2 separate regions of the Homo sapiens genome follow, and region 2 is linked to region 1. The links are chromatin loops, found by intact Hi-C in ENCODE. Cell type or tissue: prostate gland. All regions are shown on one strand. Each heading gives the region's core, and the rest is flanking DNA. Links, peaks and the distances in the headings are about the cores only. Region 1 has its middle 150 kb from the start of MIR187. Region 2 overlaps LOC105372066 (a long non-coding RNA gene).

Evidence for each region. A loop is a pair of places that touch in the nucleus more often than their neighbours do. Peaks named below come from ENCODE experiments on the same cell type or tissue, not always from the same donor. Only the 100,000 strongest peaks of a DNase experiment are listed, where the experiment ranks them.
Region 2: a loop joins it to region 1, with 8 times the contacts of the local background. A loop is called at or near these places in 89 of 110 quality-filtered maps.

What each region holds. Positions count from the first base shown.
Region 1 is chr18:35,752,091-35,760,877 of GRCh38, forward strand. No RefSeq gene overlaps it. Among named protein-coding and RNA genes, the nearest start is that of MIR187, 150 kb to the right of the region's middle. RefSeq lists an enhancer at 4,455-4,749. In prostate gland, for the core only: a CTCF peak has its summit at 4,615 (motif pointing right); a DNase peak (open chromatin) is centred at 4,591.
Region 2 is chr18:35,947,090-35,955,876 of GRCh38, forward strand. LOC105372066 (a long non-coding RNA gene) reads right to left here. Exons shown (of 4, transcript NR_188032.1): 3 at 5,589-5,710; 4 at 4,714-4,948. Among named protein-coding and RNA genes, the nearest start is that of MIR3929, 17 kb to the left of the region's middle. In prostate gland, for the core only: a CTCF peak has its summit at 3,486 (motif pointing left); a DNase peak (open chromatin) is centred at 3,472; H3K4me3 peaks cover 987 bases; H3K27ac peaks cover 759 bases.

The sequences.
Region 1 (8,787 bases), core at 537-8,536:
GATCTCCTTGAAAACTCCAAGGCTAGGGTTTTTAAAAAATAGTTTGGTGGCCCAGGAAGACCATTTCTGGATAGGGCCACAGGACCAGCTTGGTGGGAGTCAGTGGGGGTCAGAGATGCAAAAACCTGAAAAGACATATCAAAAAGCCAATCTTACGTTCTACAATAGTGATGTTATCTGCGGGAGTAATTGTGGGAGTTGCAAATCTTGTGACCTCCGGAATAATGGCTGCAATGGCTAATGTCTACACCTTAGAAGAATTCAGGATCCTCACATCCTCCTAATCTGGTGGCCTTTCATTAGCTTTAGGTTTAGTTTTGGGGAAGGGCTATTATCATTTAAACTATAAATGTCTCCCAAAGTTAGCTTGGCCTATGCCTAGAAATGACTCAGGGCTCTTTGAAGGTTAAAGGCAAGATAGAAGTTGGTTAGATCACATCTCCTTCACTGTCATAGTTTTCTCACTGTTAAAATTTTTGCAAAGGCAATTTCAGGATTAGAGTCCCCCAGCGACACCTCTCTGTCACTTGCAGAGGGTCCCAGGTCCTGCAGAGTCACGAAAACCAGTCTGTGACATGACATGTCCCTTTGCTCAAGGGAGGGCTGCTTGGAGCTGCACACTTGCTGAGTTAAAGAGCAAGGGTGTCCAGGGAAAGTGATGAGGCTGCAGCCCCAGCTCACCTACCCTTCCTGGGCTTCATGTCCACCTCAGAAAGGCCCAGCCTTAAGTTCATCAGCAATAGTTGCATGGCTTGAAAGCACACAGCCTGGGCCAACTTGCACACTGGGCATTGGGGAAGGGACATTGGCTCTGTGATCCCAATTCTCCCATCTCCAGCCCCTCCATTGGCTGCAGAACAGAGTTTCTTTCAGCATCTGGGAGACACTCTGTGGGTCCCGGGGGTTAGACACCCCATTAACCCAGGACAATGTCCTGTCACAGCAGAGCCCTTGCCACCCTCAAGAACACCCTCAGATGACACAGAGTCCTCAAAGCCTGAGCCATGGGCTTGTTAGACATCATGTTCTTGGGCTCCACCCCAGACTCAATGCATCAGAAACTCTGGGGTTGCTTAAGTTTGTGTTAAAGGATACTTTTCAACAAAAAGTAAAATTATGATTCTAAGGCAGTTATAAAATCAATATTGTTAAAGACTTTATTCAACTCATTATTAGTGAGGAAAGTGAGGATAGCAAAGTCACCTGGTGTCCATCAAGCAGACCATCTGGAGGCAAAACTCTTTATTTAAGGAACTCAGAAGTAATTAGACTTTCCTATTTTCTAAAGCCATAATCTGACACCAGGCTTCTTTCTAAAACATGTATAAGTAACTAGGATTTCTAATGCATCTCCGGAATGCATGTATGTTGAAACTCATTGTGCAACACTTGCCGACATCAAGGCACCAAATTACCTACATGGCTAATATGGTCCAAATTACCCTTAAGCTCCCACTTTAAGGTCCATAAATACCCCTAAGGAAAATCCACCTTGGCACGCTCAGTCTTGTCTAGCTGAAGCGCCCTGCTATACTCTGCTGCAGTGTTCTTTCTGTTTAATAAAACTTTCCTCTTCAAACCTATTCTGCTGTCGGTACATTCTTTTCCCATATGTGAGCCAATCACTCTCCACTGCCAGGGCTCTGACAACTTGCCTGGCAGAAACCTATAGGATGTTTCAACATGTTCAAGGGAGAATCCAAAGAATAGACACATTTATATATCAGGAATATTAAAATGAACTTACAAGTGGATCCCAAACTGGTTTCTCCACATTGGCAGGGTCATCCCTTCACCAGAGAGAATTTATTTGCATGTCCATAGGCAAGACTTATTTTGTTTGCTGTCAGTCATTTACAACTTATAGATTTGTAAAACAGCACACAGTGAGATACCCCTACAGGGTGTGATCTAAACAATTCATAGTTTTCCATTAAATCACACATTTTCCCCTCAAGAATCTCCAGCTGAAATGATCCAACAGGATTTGGTCAGTCTGTGGCCTGGCCAGCTGGGGGCCACACCCTGACGGAGGCCCATAGCTCCTGATGAGTGGGAGAGGATGGGGGACGCTTGGAAAGAACCTAGGGTTCCCACAGTGAGGATCAGCATGGCTTTGTATAGCCCATCTCTGAATGCCTCAGAACCCACTAGGAATAAGCAATTTACTGTTATTGAAGTCTGTGAAATAATTCATTCCTAAATAAATTTGCTAGGGAATTGTGGGCTGTAATTACTGACAGACATTGCCAGACATTGAAGGTCTATCAGGCAAAAACCAAACAGAACCGACTAGACTTGTAGGCGGATGCAAGACAGGTGAAGAGGCAGGAGGAGGCTGTGTGGGACACAGCCGGGTGGTTTGCACGCTGTGTCCTCATCCTGCATTATCTTCTTCCAAGGCCCTGGCATAAACGAGCTCCAGGTGTGGAAGACAGAGGATGATGAAGGAGCTGGCTGAGGTGGCCCCTGAATTCAGATCCCCCTCCCCAAGGTGGTTCCTGAGGGGCATGGGGCCTGCTGGAGTTCAGCGGGGCTTCAAAGCAGACAGACCTGGAGTCCCTGTCCTGGCCCTGCCATATCCCCAAGTCAGTGACCCCAGAGTGAGCCTTGCACCCCCTAGGCCCTCATCACATGTGCTAATAGCGTTGGAAATAGTAACTTGAAGCCCCAGCTCTGTCCTGGCTCAAGAGGCACTCAGTTCCCTTCCTCTCACCAGTGTGATGGTACCTCTGAGTTGCCAGAGGAAGACTGGGCAGCCTGGCTCGCTGCAGCCTGCAGGAGGTGGGCAAATGTCAGAAGGTCCTGTTTTGGGGCTCCCCAATATCCAGGATCTCAAAAAAGTCTGGGTGGTGTTTGCTTCACTCTTGAGTGTAGCCTCACCCCTCAGGCCCTGGTTACAGCATGGCCGGCAACTCCTTTGCCTACTATAGTGGATTCTGACCCAGTCTTTCTGCCACCCGCCCCTTCTCCCTCCACTCCACACACAACCCCTGTCAGCTAGACCAGGAACACTGGGATGTAGGGTCTGTGCAGGCAACAAGCTAACAACATGGGGAAAGGTCACATACTTCGTCCTTGGGAATGTTGGCACCTAATGCCCTGGTGGGCAGAGAGCACATTCTTCCTGCAAGTTTGCTGATCAAATGCCCTTAGCAATAAACAAGAAATATGCTCACAGGCTGGCAGGGAAAATGGATGTGAAACAAATCATTGCAAATGACTAAGTAAACAATTGACAACATGATAAGGACCACGAAGGAAAAATCTAGTATTCTATGGGAGCCACGGTCTGAGCTGAGCAGGTGGTGAGAGGTCAGGTAGGCTTCCCTGAGGAAAGAGACTTACACTGAAACCTGAAGGATGAGAAAGAGTTGGCTGGGGGAAGAGCAGAACAAAGAGTTCCAGGTGGAGGGACAACGTGTAGGCCCCGTAGTACAGCTCTGCCATAGCTACTTCTCAGCTTGGATCCTCTCCGTGACTCCCGGGGACGCTGTCCAGCAAAGCCCACTCTCCTTTCCTGAGGCCCCATGCTAAGGCCAAGCCCTTCTGTCAGATTTCTCACCTGCTGCTCTCCTTGCGCACTCAGGACCCAGCCAGATGAACTATTCTTGCCCCCAGAGCCTGTCCTATGTTCTCAGCTTTGTGCTTTGCCTAGTGCTGCTGTTCTCCTGGAAATGCCCTTTTGCCTCCTCTCCACCTGCTAAAATCCTCCCCTTGGTTCCAGTTCTGGATGAGATGGAACAAGCATATCCTGACCTGTCTATCCCACCGAAGGCAGCTGTAACCCTGGGCGGCACGCATGGAGCAGCCATCTGAAGACTCGGAAAAGTAAATAGCAGCAGATGCATTTGGAAGAAAACCAAAGCCTGAAGTATCTCAGCACCAGCAGTGAGTTTACCACTCTTGTTCCTCTGAGATTCCCCTGCCTGGGCTCAAGGCACCCCAAAACGTGGATGTGGATTCGGGTAGGGATCTATCAAGCAGTTTGATTCCAGTCAGTCTCGTCAGAGAATCCTTACCAAGGGCATCCACATCTGTGACACCAGCTGCCCATCAGCGGCCTCGATTTGTTTCCAGTTTGCTGCTCCAAAGAGGGATGTCTGTAACCTTCCAGTCTAGAGTCTTCCCAGCAGCAGAGCAGACGGCCAGGCCATTGGTGCCAGGTAAGAGTTAGTTAACATGTAGCAAATTTCTTTGCGGGAAGCACTGGCGAGGGCATTAGGACTGCAGTGAGTTCTGCCCACTGAGCAGAGTGATCATGTTCACTTATTGTTTTATGGAGATGGTGCTGAGGCTGAACACCTACAGCAGCTTTGCTTTAGGGGGCATGGTTGGTGATAATGTTTCCGCTAAAGGGATTGCTGCCAAGATGCTGCTAAGGAGAGGCCAACTGGCTCTTGAATACTCCATTTCCTTTTAAACGGAGAGATCTCTTAGGCTCTTCTCACTTTTTTAGTCATTGAGTGAGTTGATACACCCCAAAATGGGGATGGCAGGCCAAAGAGTCACAAAGCATCCTCGCGTCAGGCATTCAGTTCCAGCAAGAGCTTGGTCACAGCTGCCTTGGAACAAAAAAAAAGTTTATTTGGCTTCTCTTCCAGCAGGTGGCGCTGTTATACTAGGAACTGCCTCTGAGTAGTCCTGCAGCCATTAAATCTTTAATTAAATTGATTTCTCTTTCTCTTGCTGTGATTCTTTGTCTCTGCTGGGCCACCAGGTATTGTTTAGGTAGGTAAGAGGGGAAGAAAAAATGATACCAGAAGGAAATGTGGAACATTAGAAATGAACAAGAACAGAAATGGCAAATATCTGGATAAGTATAATAGGTTATTCTTCTCTTGTTGAGTTCTTTAAAATATGTAAGACAATTAAAAGCAAAAATTTTTAACACCATTTTAAAAAGTTTCAAAGTATGTAGCTGTAATACATGAGACAATTACAACAAAAAGAGGAGGAAGGTAAGGAGATCCATATGGTGGTAAGATTCTGATATTCCACTTGAAATGGTGAAATATCGATTCTAAATAGACTACAAAAAGTCAAATATGTATATTGTAATCCTTAGAACACTGAAAAATTACACCAAGAGTTAATGCCAAAAACCCACTAGAGGCCGGGAGTGGTGGCTCACACCTGTAATCTCAACACTTTGGGAGGCTGAGGAAGGTGGATCACTTGAGGTCAAGAGTTTGAGACCACCCTGGCCAACATGGTGAAACCCTGTTTCTACTAAAAATACAAAAATTAGCTGGGCATGGTGGTGCATGCCTGTAGTCCCAGCTACTTGGGAGGCTGAAGTGGGAGAATTGCTTGAACCTGGGAGGCAGGGGTTGCAGTGAGCCTAGATTGCACCACTGCACTCCAGCCTGGGTGACAGAGAGAGACTCCATCTCAAAAAAAGAAGAAGAAAAAAAAAACCCAATAACACACACACTAGATAACTTAAACTAGAATACTAAAAAAGAAGTTTAAGTAAACCAAACAAAGGAAAAAAAAAAAGGTGAACTAAAAATACAGAAAAAAGTAGAAAATAAATAATAATTAGAAGACCTGAATCCAAACATATCAATAATTACATTACATGTAAATGACATAAACACACCAATTAAAAGATAGAGATTGACAGAATGAATTTTATAAAAATGACTCAAGTACATGCTCTCTATAAGAAACTCTCCTCAAATATTATAGTATAGGTAGGTTAAAAAGAAAAACTATGGAAAAAAAAAAAAAAACTGCACATTGAAGACCCCAACTGAAACAAAACTACTATGTTAATATCAAAGTAGACTTCAGAACAAAGAAAACTACCAGGGTTAAAAAGGGATATTACATATTGGTAGAAAAGTTAATTCACTGGTACTGGCATAACAACAGACACATAGAACAATAGAACATAATAGAGAACCCAAATATAAATCCACACATTTATAACCAACTCATCTTTGACAAAAGATCCCAGAATATGCAATAGGGAAAGGACAGTCTTTTCAATAAATGGTGCTGAGAAAACTGAACAACTAAATGCAGAAGAATGAAACCAGATCCCTATCTCTCACTATACACAAAAATCAAATCAAAAAGGATTAAAGATTTAAAAGGACTAAAACCTGAAACTATGAAACTACTAGAAGAAAACATTGAGGAAAAGCTCCAGGCAATCAAAGCAAAAATAGACAACGGAGATTACATCAAGTTAAAAAGCTTCTGCACAGCAAATGAAACAAGGTGAACAGGCAACCTACAAAATGGGAAAAAAATATTTGCAAACTGTCCCTCTGCCAAGAGAGTAATAACCAGAATATATAAAGAGTTCAAACAACTCAATAGCATAAAACAAATAATCTGATTTTAAAATGGGTGTCTGGGCACTGTGGCTTACACCTATAATCCTAGCATTTTGGGAGGCCAAGGCGAGAGGATAGCTTGAGCCCAGGAGTTTAAGATCAGCCTAGGCAACATAGTAAGACCCTACCTCTTGAAAAAAAAAAAAAAAAAAGTAGCTGGGTGCAGTGGCATCATGCACCTGTATTCCCAGCTCCTTGGGAAGCTGTAGTGGATCATTTGAGCCCAGAAGGTTGAGGCTGCAGTGAGTAGTGATGATGCCACTGCACTCCAGCCTGGGTGAAAAAAGAACAAGACCCTGTGTCAGTTAAAAAAATATTTTAAAAGAGTAAAAAGTATTAAAAATTTAAAAATAAATAAAAATCGGCAAAAGATCTGAACTGACATTTCTCAAAAGAAGATATACAAATGGCCAACAAGTATATGAAAAAATGTTCAACATCACTAATTATCAGGAAAGTGCAAATCAAAACCACAACGAGGTATTATCTCACCTTGTTTAAAATAGCTTGTACCAAAAAGGCAGGCAATAACAGATGTTGACAAGGATGTGGAGAAAGGGGAACCCTTGTACACTGTTGGTGGGAATGTAAATTAGCACAGCCACTATGGAGATCAGTATAGAGTTTCCTCAAAAAACCAAAAATAGAACTATCACATGATTCAGCAATTCCACTATAGGGTATATATCCAAAAGAAAGGAGGTCAATGTATCAAAGAGATGTCTGCCTTCTAATGTTTATTGCAGCACTATTTACAAAATCCAGAATACAGAATCAACCTAAGTGCCCACTAATGGATGAATGGATAAAGAATATGTACCTATACACAATGGAATATTATTCATCCATAAAAAGAGTGAAATCTTGCCATTTGCAACAACATGGATGGAACTGGAGGCCATTATGTTAAGTGAAATAAGCAAAGCATAGAAAGACAAACACTGCATGTCCTCACTTGTGGGAGCCAAAGAAGAGATCTCATGGAGATGAAGAGTAGATAGGTGGTTACCAGAGGCTGGGGAGGGGGGAGGGGGGAGGGGAGAGGGGAAGGGGGAATGAAGGGGAAAAATAATGTAAATTATTTATCACCACAGAATTTTACACTTAAAATGGTAAAGATGGTGAATTATACATGTATATTTTACCTCAATACACTTTTTTTAAAAAAAAAAGAAAAATCAATTCATCACCAGGAAAGCACAACAATTCTAAATGTATGAGCACTTGAGAATAGAGCTTCAAAATGCAGAAAACAAAAATTGTCAGAATATAAAAGGAGTAGACATGCTGACAATAATACTTGGAGATTGCAACACTCCTTTCTATGTAATATATAGAAATAGTGGCAAGGATAGAATGGAACACTATCAACTAACTTGAATTAAGTCATATTTACAGAACACTACACACTACAACAGCAGACTACACATTCTTTTCAAATGCACATGGAACATTTACAAAGATAGGCCATATTGTGAATAACATATCCAACCTTAAATTTAAAAGCACTGAAATCATACAAAGTATGTTTTCTGACTATAATGGAATTAAACTAGAAATCAATAAGAGAAGGATAACAGGAAAATTTCTAAACAATAAGAAAGCAAACCACACACTTAAAAAAGGGAAATCAGAAAATATATTGAAATGAAAGAAAATAACTATGTAACATATCAAAACTTGTGGGATGTAGCTAAAGTGGGAAGGGAATTTGCTGCATTAAATGATTGTATTACAAAACAAGAAATGTATCAAAACAACAATTTAAGCTTCTGCCATAAGAGACTAGGGAGGAAAAGAGCAAAATAAACCCAAAGTGAACAGGAGGAAGGAAATAATAAACAACAGTGTATTAAGGAAATTGAAGGGGGGGAGGAGCCAAGATGGCCGAATAGGAACAGCTCCGGTCTACAGCTCCCAGCGTGAGCAACGCAGAAGATGGGTGATTTCTGCATTTCCATCTGAGGTACCGGGTTCATCTCACTAGGGAGTGCCAGACAGTGGGCACAGGTCAGTGGGTGCAGCGCACCGTTGCACGAGCCAAAGCAGGGCGAGGCATTGCCTCACTCCGGAAGCGCAAGGGGTCAGGGAGTTCCCTTTCCTAGTCAAAGAAAGGGGTGACAGACGGCACCTGGAAAATCGGGTCACTTCCACCCAAATACTGCGCTTTTCCAACGGGCTTAAATAACGGTGCACCAGGAGATTATATCCCACACCTGGCTCGGAGGGACCTACGCCCACGGAGTCTCGCTGATTGCTAGCATAGCAGTCTGAGATCAAACTGCAAGGCGGCCCCGAGGCTAGGGGAGGGGCGCCCACCATTGCCCAGGCTTGCTTAGGTAAACAAAGCAGTGGGGAAGCTCGAACTGGGTGGAGCCCACCACAGCTCAAGGAGGCCTGCCTGCCTCTGTAGGCTCCACCTCTGGGGGCAGGGCAC
Region 2 (8,787 bases), core at 281-8,280, 190 kb after region 1:
ACACCTGTAATCCCAGCACTTTGGGAGGCCGAGGTGGGTGGATCACTTGAGCCAAGGAGTTCAAGACCAACCTGGGCAAAATGGCGAAACCCTGTCTCTACAAAAAATTAGCTGAGTATGGTAAAGTGCACCTGTAGTCCCAGCTACTATCGAAGCTGAGGTGGGAGGATCACCTGAGCCTGGGAGGTTGAGGCTGCAGTAAGCTGTGTTCACACCATTGTATTCCAGATATATATATATATATATTCTAGTCTAAGCTTCTTTACATGGCAGCTGGATCCCAAGAGGGTAAACAGAAGCAGCAAAGCCTAGCAAGGCCTTCCAATACATTCTATTGGTCAAAGCAAGTCATAGGGCCAGCCCTGACTAAAGGAGAAGAGAAACAGACTATACCTCTTGACAGGAAAAAATGACTTAAGCCTACAAAAATTATTGGCAGCCATCTTTGCAGACATTCTACCACAAAATTTAAATGGAAGTTGTTAAATTGTATTCAGCTACCTTCTCCCTTTCTTCCTACTTCCTGCCTAGAACATGAGTGTCATGACTAGAACTTCAGCAGTCATCTTGCAACCACCAGGCAGCCTGAAAGATGAGAACTACACACTGAGGATAGCAGAGAAGAAAGAGAGGAGTCCAGGTTCCTGATGAGCTAGGGGAGCTGCCACACCCACCAAGGACTGCCTATTTACAGAGTGTTTACACATTGGAAAAAATATAAAGCTCTACCTTACTTACATAATGATTATTTGGTTTGTCCATCATACAAAACACAGTGGGCACAGGCTAAAATGTGAACAACTAACAGAAGGAATTTCATAGCCCATAATGCAACATTTGCTGATGCGTTGTATTTTTTAAGAATATAACGAGAAGCACATACTCTGATTAAATTGCTAAGTTCCATTACAGTCTTATAAAATATATTACAGCAAGCCTCAAGCTAAAGGCTTATTGGCAAGTACCTTGCCTCTGAGGTACAAGGAATCCGTTCCTGGGGGCTTATGAGAAAATGTTAGGGGGCTCCTTAATAATTCTGTACAAACACTGCTTGAGAAAATACTATTAATGCCTTTCCGCCAAAACTAAGCTTGAGTACTTTTTCTAAACTCCTCACCGTTTAAGAAGAAATAGCATGCAAAGTTCAAATGAGGTCATCATATCCACCCCCTCCTGCCTCCCACCTAGTTTTTTCATTCAGCAATCAATCCCTCCCCAACAATTGAGGTTCAGTTGCTGTGTCTGATTCATGGAAGAATAACCTGTCTTTTCCTCCCCCTTCCAAATTTTTTAAAACACCAAGCAGTATAGGCAAGTTTTTGTTTGTTTGGCTGGTTGGTTGGGTTTTTTTTGAGACGGAGTTTGGCTCTTGTCACCCAGGCTGGAGTGCAACTGCACGATCTCGACTCACTGCAACCTCTGCCTCCCGGGTTCAAGTGATTCTCCTACCTCAGCCTCCCAAGTAGATGGGATTACAGGTATGTGCCACCACGCCCAGTTAATTTTTGTATTTTTAGTAGAGACGGGGTTTCACCATGTTGGCCAGGATGGTCTCAATCTCTTGACCTCGTGATCCACCCGCCTCGGGCTCCCAAAGCGCTGGGATTACAGGCATAAGCCACCGCGCCCGGCCGGCAAGTTTTAAACCACAAGAATAAGATGTCTTTTCACAGGTGTGCAGAGAAGGACCCCAGAACTGGGTAAATTGAGAAGTGGGACACACAGGTTTTGCAGGCCTGACTCGGACACACAGGTGTGAGCCTGCAACAACAAACAGCTCCTCAACCCTCAAGTACAAGAACAGGGGAAAGAGTGGCATTCTATATTTTTTTGAAAACTAGCTGAACTTGGTCTGCTCTTATTTTACCATTTTCATGTATGGTTTTGCAAATGTTTTACTTGACTTTAGCCTATATTTCAAATTATCGGAATGTTTTATATTCCCATCTATTTTAAACTAGTAATTACCTGTCTAAAACAAATGGACACCTTCTTGAAATAAATGTAATTAGATTATTACTGATACACACAGTATTATTGAGACTAAAAGTAAATAATTTACTGCTTGAACCCGGGAGGCGGAGGTTGCAGTGAGCCGAGATCAAGCCACTACCCTCCAGCCTGGGCAACAGAGTGAGGCTCCGTCTCAAAAAAAAAAAAGAGTAAATAACTTACTGTACTGTTTTGCAACACCTTAGCCCTACAGTCTAATCATTTACACAAAGCATTTTTCTAGAGATTCCACTCTGAATGTTCATCATGGCATAGAAACACAACACTTTGCAACTGATCTCCTAATCCAATTAAATGTTTGTATCTTATTTGGTCATTTGCCAAAACTTGTTGACTATGTGCTGCACACGTTTCTATTTCTACCGTGGTAACCTTAAAACACCAAGGATAACCAGCGGATTCTTAATTAATGACCTCCTCTGACTCCAGTGATCTGTCCAGGGTCATGTCCCACAGATGTCAACCAAGACAGCACTCCTGCCAGACCCATCTGGCTTTATTTCCAGGCAATTTCCTTTTTTGACTTCCCATATGTTTGCTTCTTGTCTTTCTGGTCTTTGCTTTCTGTTCCCAGTCTCTCTAACTCACTGTTTCAGCACACACCGACTTTCTCTTAAAACATCCCTAAAGTGATGGCTGTTTCTCATCATTTGTCCACGCAGTTAACTCAGAACTCAGGGACACTGACCCAGGCCTCCACTGGCTTCAAAACAAAGAGTTTGCCCAAGGTCCTCAAGGAAATTATTAATGCTCAGCTCTAATAAAATGACCATGCTCCCACCCCCTTCCCACACACCGTCTCATTAGCAGGGTTTATTTTTATGGGTAGTACTGTGAATCCACTAGGTAGAAGCAGGTCCTCTCGACGATCCCCTGACGACAGCCCTTGCAGACACGGCTATGCCCAGGCCCATCGCCTGGATCCTGAGCGCGTCTGGCTCTCCACGCCAACCCATTCTGCCCGCTGACTGCTTGAGTCCTAAGCCCGACGACCCTGCCCCAGACCCTGGAGACGCTGGACGCTGGCTCACCTGGATCCCACTCAGACCCGGGCGCGGGCTCACCTGGTCCCCCGCGGGCTTGGGCGTACGCTCATCTGGATCCCACTGGGACCCGGGCGCAGCCTCACCTGGTCCCCCGAGTTCCCGGGCGCGGCCACACTGGGTCCCCCTCCTGCTCGCGCCGCCCTGGGCGCCCCGGAGGAAGCTCTGTGCGGCTGCAACCCTGAGTCCCAGGCGGAGCGGTCAGCGGAGAGTTCCAGCCAACTTATTCCGTGCGCCTCGAAAGGGAGGGTTGCTGGGCGTATAGATATTCTATTTCGCGGGGCCTTTGCGCTCCGAGTGGCCCCTCTAGGCCAGTTCCTCCGAACGCTAATCGGGGGCTCCGCGCTCTCCCCTCGCTTCCCTTTGCTTGGGGAATTGGCAGCGGGGCGCAGGGATCCATCGGAAACGCAAAACTACTTTTTCCCCCTGCTGGTCACTGTGAGGAACTGCACGTGGTGGAACTAACCTGTAAGTAAGGATTCCTTCCCTCTAAGGAGAGAAGCTTGGGGTCTTTCCTCCCCCATCAAAGGCTTCGAAAACTCCCCCTTTTATTCCGTTTCTTTTATTTCAACTGTCACATTAAGAGATAGCAACTCATTTTTAGGCTTCAGATTAATGAGAATAAGTAAAATTAAAACATCCCACTAGAGCGTTTAAAATTTTTTTTCTCTTTTTAAATTATGGAAAATTGCAAACGTGAAAGTAGGCAGAAGAGTATAATGAGGTTCCAGCTTTTGGTAACGGTGGACTAATCTTCTTGCAGATAAAAGTTATACAATCTGGCTGGGCTCCGTGGCTTACTCCTGTAATCCCAGCACTTAGGAAGGCCAAGGCAGGCGAATCACTTAAGGTCAAGAGTTTGAGACTAGTCTGGTCAACATGGTGAAACCCCGTCTCTACTAGAAATACCAAACAAGAGAAAAAAATTAGGTGGGCGAGGTGGTGCACCACCTGGGCGACAGAGTAAGACTCTGTCTCAAAAAAAATAAATAAAATAAAATAAAAATTATACAATCTGAGCAAAGCATTTTTAAAATAATGTGTGAAGGTATTAGAGATTGATCAAAAGAAGGCAGAAACTGTAGGAAAACCACCCTTGAAAAATGAATGAAAATTGTTGGGATTTGTGAGTTTATGGCTTTTGACATGAGGGCAACCCCCAATCAGTGAGCAGCTCCAGCTGCAGAGAGCCATCGCTTGATTGACTTGAAGTGGACAGAAAACAGAGTTTGAGACTAGTAGAATTGGAAAATTGGGGCCAGGAGTGGTGGCTCACACTTGTAATCCCAGCACTTTGGGAGGCCGAGGTGGGCAGATCACCTGAGGCCGGGAGTTCGAGACCAGCCTGGCCAACATGGCGAAATCCTGTCTACTAAAAACACAAAAAATTAGCTGGGCATGGTGGCAGATACCTGTAATCCCAGCTACTCGGGAGGCTGAGGCATGAGAATTGCTGGAACCCAGGAGGTGGAGGCTGCAGTGAGCCAAGATAGTGCCACTGCACTCCAGCCTGGGTGACAGAGGGAGACCTTGTCTAAAAAAAAAAAAAAAAAAAAGGAAAATTGGGAAGAGGTAATTCTAGAAGGGAAGAATATATAGAGAAGTATGTGTCATGTTAGTTTTCTCTTGGCGCCATAACAAATTAACCACAGCTTAATAGCTTAAAACAACACAAATTTATTACGTTACACTTCTGGAGGTACAGGGCTCATTGGGCCAAAATCAGGGTGTTGACAGGCTGTGTTCTCTATAGAGGCTGCAGAGGAGAATCGATTTCCTGCTCACTCGGGTAAGACTGAGTTCCCTGATTTCTTGCTGGCCGTGAGGTGAGGGTCATTCCAGCTTCTAGAGGCCCATGCTGCATTCCTTGGCTTGGGACCTCCTTCCTCCATCTTCAAAACCAAAGCCGGGAACTATCAGTCAAGTTCCTCTCACACTTCAAATCTGTCCTCTTCCTCCCATCTCATCTCTCTGACCCAGCCTGGAAAAGTTCTCCCCTTTTAAGGATTTGTGTGATTAGATTGGGCCCACCTAGATTATCCAGGATAGGATAATCTTCCCCATTTTAAGTCAGTAACCTTAATCACATCTGCAAAATCTCTTTTGCCATGTAAGGTAACGTATTCATAGGTGCCAGGGAATAGGACGTGGACATCCTCAGGTAGCCATTAAGCTGCCTACCAGAATCTACCCTCTGATCCCTCAAATATGTCGCAGCTTAACATCAATAACTATATTAAATATAGCCAGGTGTGGTGACCTGTAATCCCAGCACTTTGGGAGGCCGGGGTGGGTGGATCGATTGAGCTCAGGAGTTCAAAACCAGCCTGGCCAACATGGTGAAAACCCGTCTCTACCAAAAATACAAAAAATTAGGCCAGGCACAGTGGCTCATGCCTGTAATCCTAACACTTTGGGAGGCCAAGGCACGTGGATCACTTGAGGCCAGGAGTTCGAGACCAGCCTGGCCAACATGGTGAAACATCATCTCCACTAAAAATACAAAAAGTAGCCGGGCGTGGTGGCACACACCTGTAATCCCAGATGCTCGAGAGGCTGAGGCAGGAGAACCACTTGAACCCAGGAGGGGGAGGTTGCAGTGAGCCAAGATCATGCCACTGCACTCCCACCTGGGGGATAGAGCAAGACTCTGTCTTCAAAATAAATAAATAAAAGGACTATATTAAACATAAATACACTAAACATGCTAATAAAAAGACAGAGATTGTCAGACTGGATTTAAAACAAACCAAAAACAAGACCTGGTTGTATATTATCCACAAAAGATGACTCTTAACTGCAAAAACATAAATAGGTTGAAAGTAAAAGAATAGAAAAGGATACACTGTGTAAAAAGAAAGAATAAGAAACCTGAGGTGGCCAACAAGCATACAAAAAGATAATCAACATCACTAATCATAAAAGAAATGCAAGTCAAAATCACAATGAGATATCACTGCATACCCACAAGAAGCGCCATCATCAAAAGAACAGAAAATAACAAGTGTTGGCAAGGGTGTGGAAAAATTGGAACCCTTGTGCACTGCTGGTGGGAATGTAAAATGCTGCAGCCATTACGGAAAACAGTATAGAGGTTTCTCCAAAAATTGAAAATAGAATTACCACATGACCCAGCAAACCCCACTTCTGGGTATGTATCCAAAAAACGTCAAAGCAGGATCTCAAAGTGATATTTACATATCCATTTGTCCATTGCAGCATTATTCAAAATATGCAAGAGGTGGAAGCAACCCAAATGTCCATCAACAGATCAATGGCTAAAGAAAATGTGGTACACATACAGTGGAATGTTATGTAGCCTTTAAAAAGTAAAAAATCCAGCCGGGCACGGTGACTCATGCCTGTAATCCCAGCACTTTGGGAGGCCAAGGCAGGTGGATGGCCTGAGGTCAGGAGTTTGAGAGCAGCCTGGTCAACACGGCGAAACCTCATCTCCACAAAAAATACAAAAAAAAAATTAGCTGGGCGCGGTGGCGTGCACCTGTAGTCCCAGCAACTCGGGAGGCTGAGGCAGGAGAATCGCAACTCCACTCCAGCATGGGTGATAGAGTGAGACTCTGTCTCAAAAAAAAAAAAAAATAGTAGAAAATCCTGTTGTCACTACACTATGGACGAAACTTGAGAATATTATGCTAAGTGAAATAAGCCAGTCACTAAAGGACAAATACTGTATGATTCCACTCATTTGAAGTATCTAAAGTGGTCAAAAATCATAGAAACAGAAAGTAGAAAGGTGGTTGCCAAAGGCTGGGGGGAGGAGAGGAGGAATTAGTGTTTAACAGGTGTTGAGTTTCATTTTTGCAAGATGAAAAAGTATTAGAGAACTGTTGGACAACAATGTGAATAAACTTAACACTACTGAACTATACAGCTAAAAATGGTTAGTATAATAAATTTAATGTTATGTATTTTTAAAATACAATTTTTTATTCTTAATCTTTGTGAGTAGTGTTATGTGTTTTTAATAATAAAAGAAATCTGAAGTGACTATATGTTTATGCAACTAAAATCAGAGTTTAAAAATAACAAGCAAAATTAGCAGAACTAAAGAGAGAAATAAACAAATCCATACTCGTAATGAAAGATTTTGATACCCTGCTCTTGAAAAGTGATAGAATAACTAGACCAAAAAAAAAAACCCAGTAAATATATACAATATCTTTTAAAAGCACTATAGATCAGGGATTGTTGAATTATGGTATATGAGACAAATCTCAAAAATAAAATTTTAGGCTGGGCGTGGTGGCTCACACCTGTAATCTCAGCACTTTGGGAGGCCAAGGCAGGTGGATCATGAGGTCAGGAGTTTGAGACCAGCCTGAACAACATGGTGAAATGCTGTCTCTACTAAAAATACAAAAATTAGCTGGGTGTGGTGGCACGCACCTGTAATCCCAGCTACTCAGGAGGCTGAGGCAGGAGAATTGCTTGAACCCAGGAGGCGGAGGTTGCAGTGAGCCAAGATCGTGTCACTGCACTCCAGCCTGGGCAAGACAGCAAGACTCCGTCTCAAAAAAAAAATTAGAAAACAGCCACCCCTATTCATTTATGTATTGTCTATGGTTGTTTATAGCAGCTTTTGCAGAATTGAGATGCAAAAGAGATCATATGGCTCACAAAGCTTGAACTGTCTATTATCTGGCCCTTCATGGGAAGAGTTTGCTAAACTCTACTATAGGCCATCTAAACATAATTGACATTTATAGAACACTATACCCAATGATAGCAGAATATACATTCTTTCCAATTGCACATGGTACGTTCACTAAAAGAGACCAAAATTGGCCATAAAATATCTCTCAGTATACTTCAAAAGATTGAAATCTTACAGTGTATGTTCTTTAACCATAAAGGAATTAAAATAGAGATCAATAAATATATCTAGAAAAGCCACAGATATTTAGAAATTAAACTACACACTTCTAAGTAATATATGGGTCAAATAAGATATCTGGGTTAGAAAATATTTCAAACTGAATGATAATAAAAAGTAGCAGACTAAAGTTTAGGTGCTGCAACTATACCAGTGTTTAGAGGTCAATGTGCAGCTTTAAAAATTATATTAGAAAGGGAGAGAGTCTTAAAATCAATGAGCCAAATTCCACTTTAAGAGCCCAGGAAAAGCAGAGCAAACTAAACACAAAGTAAGTAGAAGGAAAGAAAGAATAAAGATCCATGTAGAAATTGATAAAATTGAAAATAGAAAAACAATAGAGAAAATTAACAAAGCAAAAAGCAAGTCTTTTAAAAGATTAATAAAATTGAAGTTTCACACAAGACTAATCAAGAAGAAAAGATACAAAACAAAATTTACCAATAACAGGAATTAGGTATATCATGTTATTATTTGTTTCCTGTCTGTTCCTTTTGCTTTTTATCCCTAATTTTCCCTTTCCAGCATTGTTTTTAGTTAAGTGAGCATTTTTTAGTATTTCATTTTCATTTTCATTTTATTTTATTATTTATAAATTATACATATATAATTTATTTAATTTTATTTAATTTCATTTTAATTTTCTACTGTGATTTTGACTATATCTCTTGGTATAGGTTTTTAAATGCCTTCTCTAGGGATTACAGTATACAGAACAGTGTCACAATCTATCTGGAATCAATATTTTACCACTCCAACTGGAAGGTGGAAATCTTACCACTATGTTAACTCATTCACCCTCCCCTTTTATGTTATGGTATCTACATATTACATCTA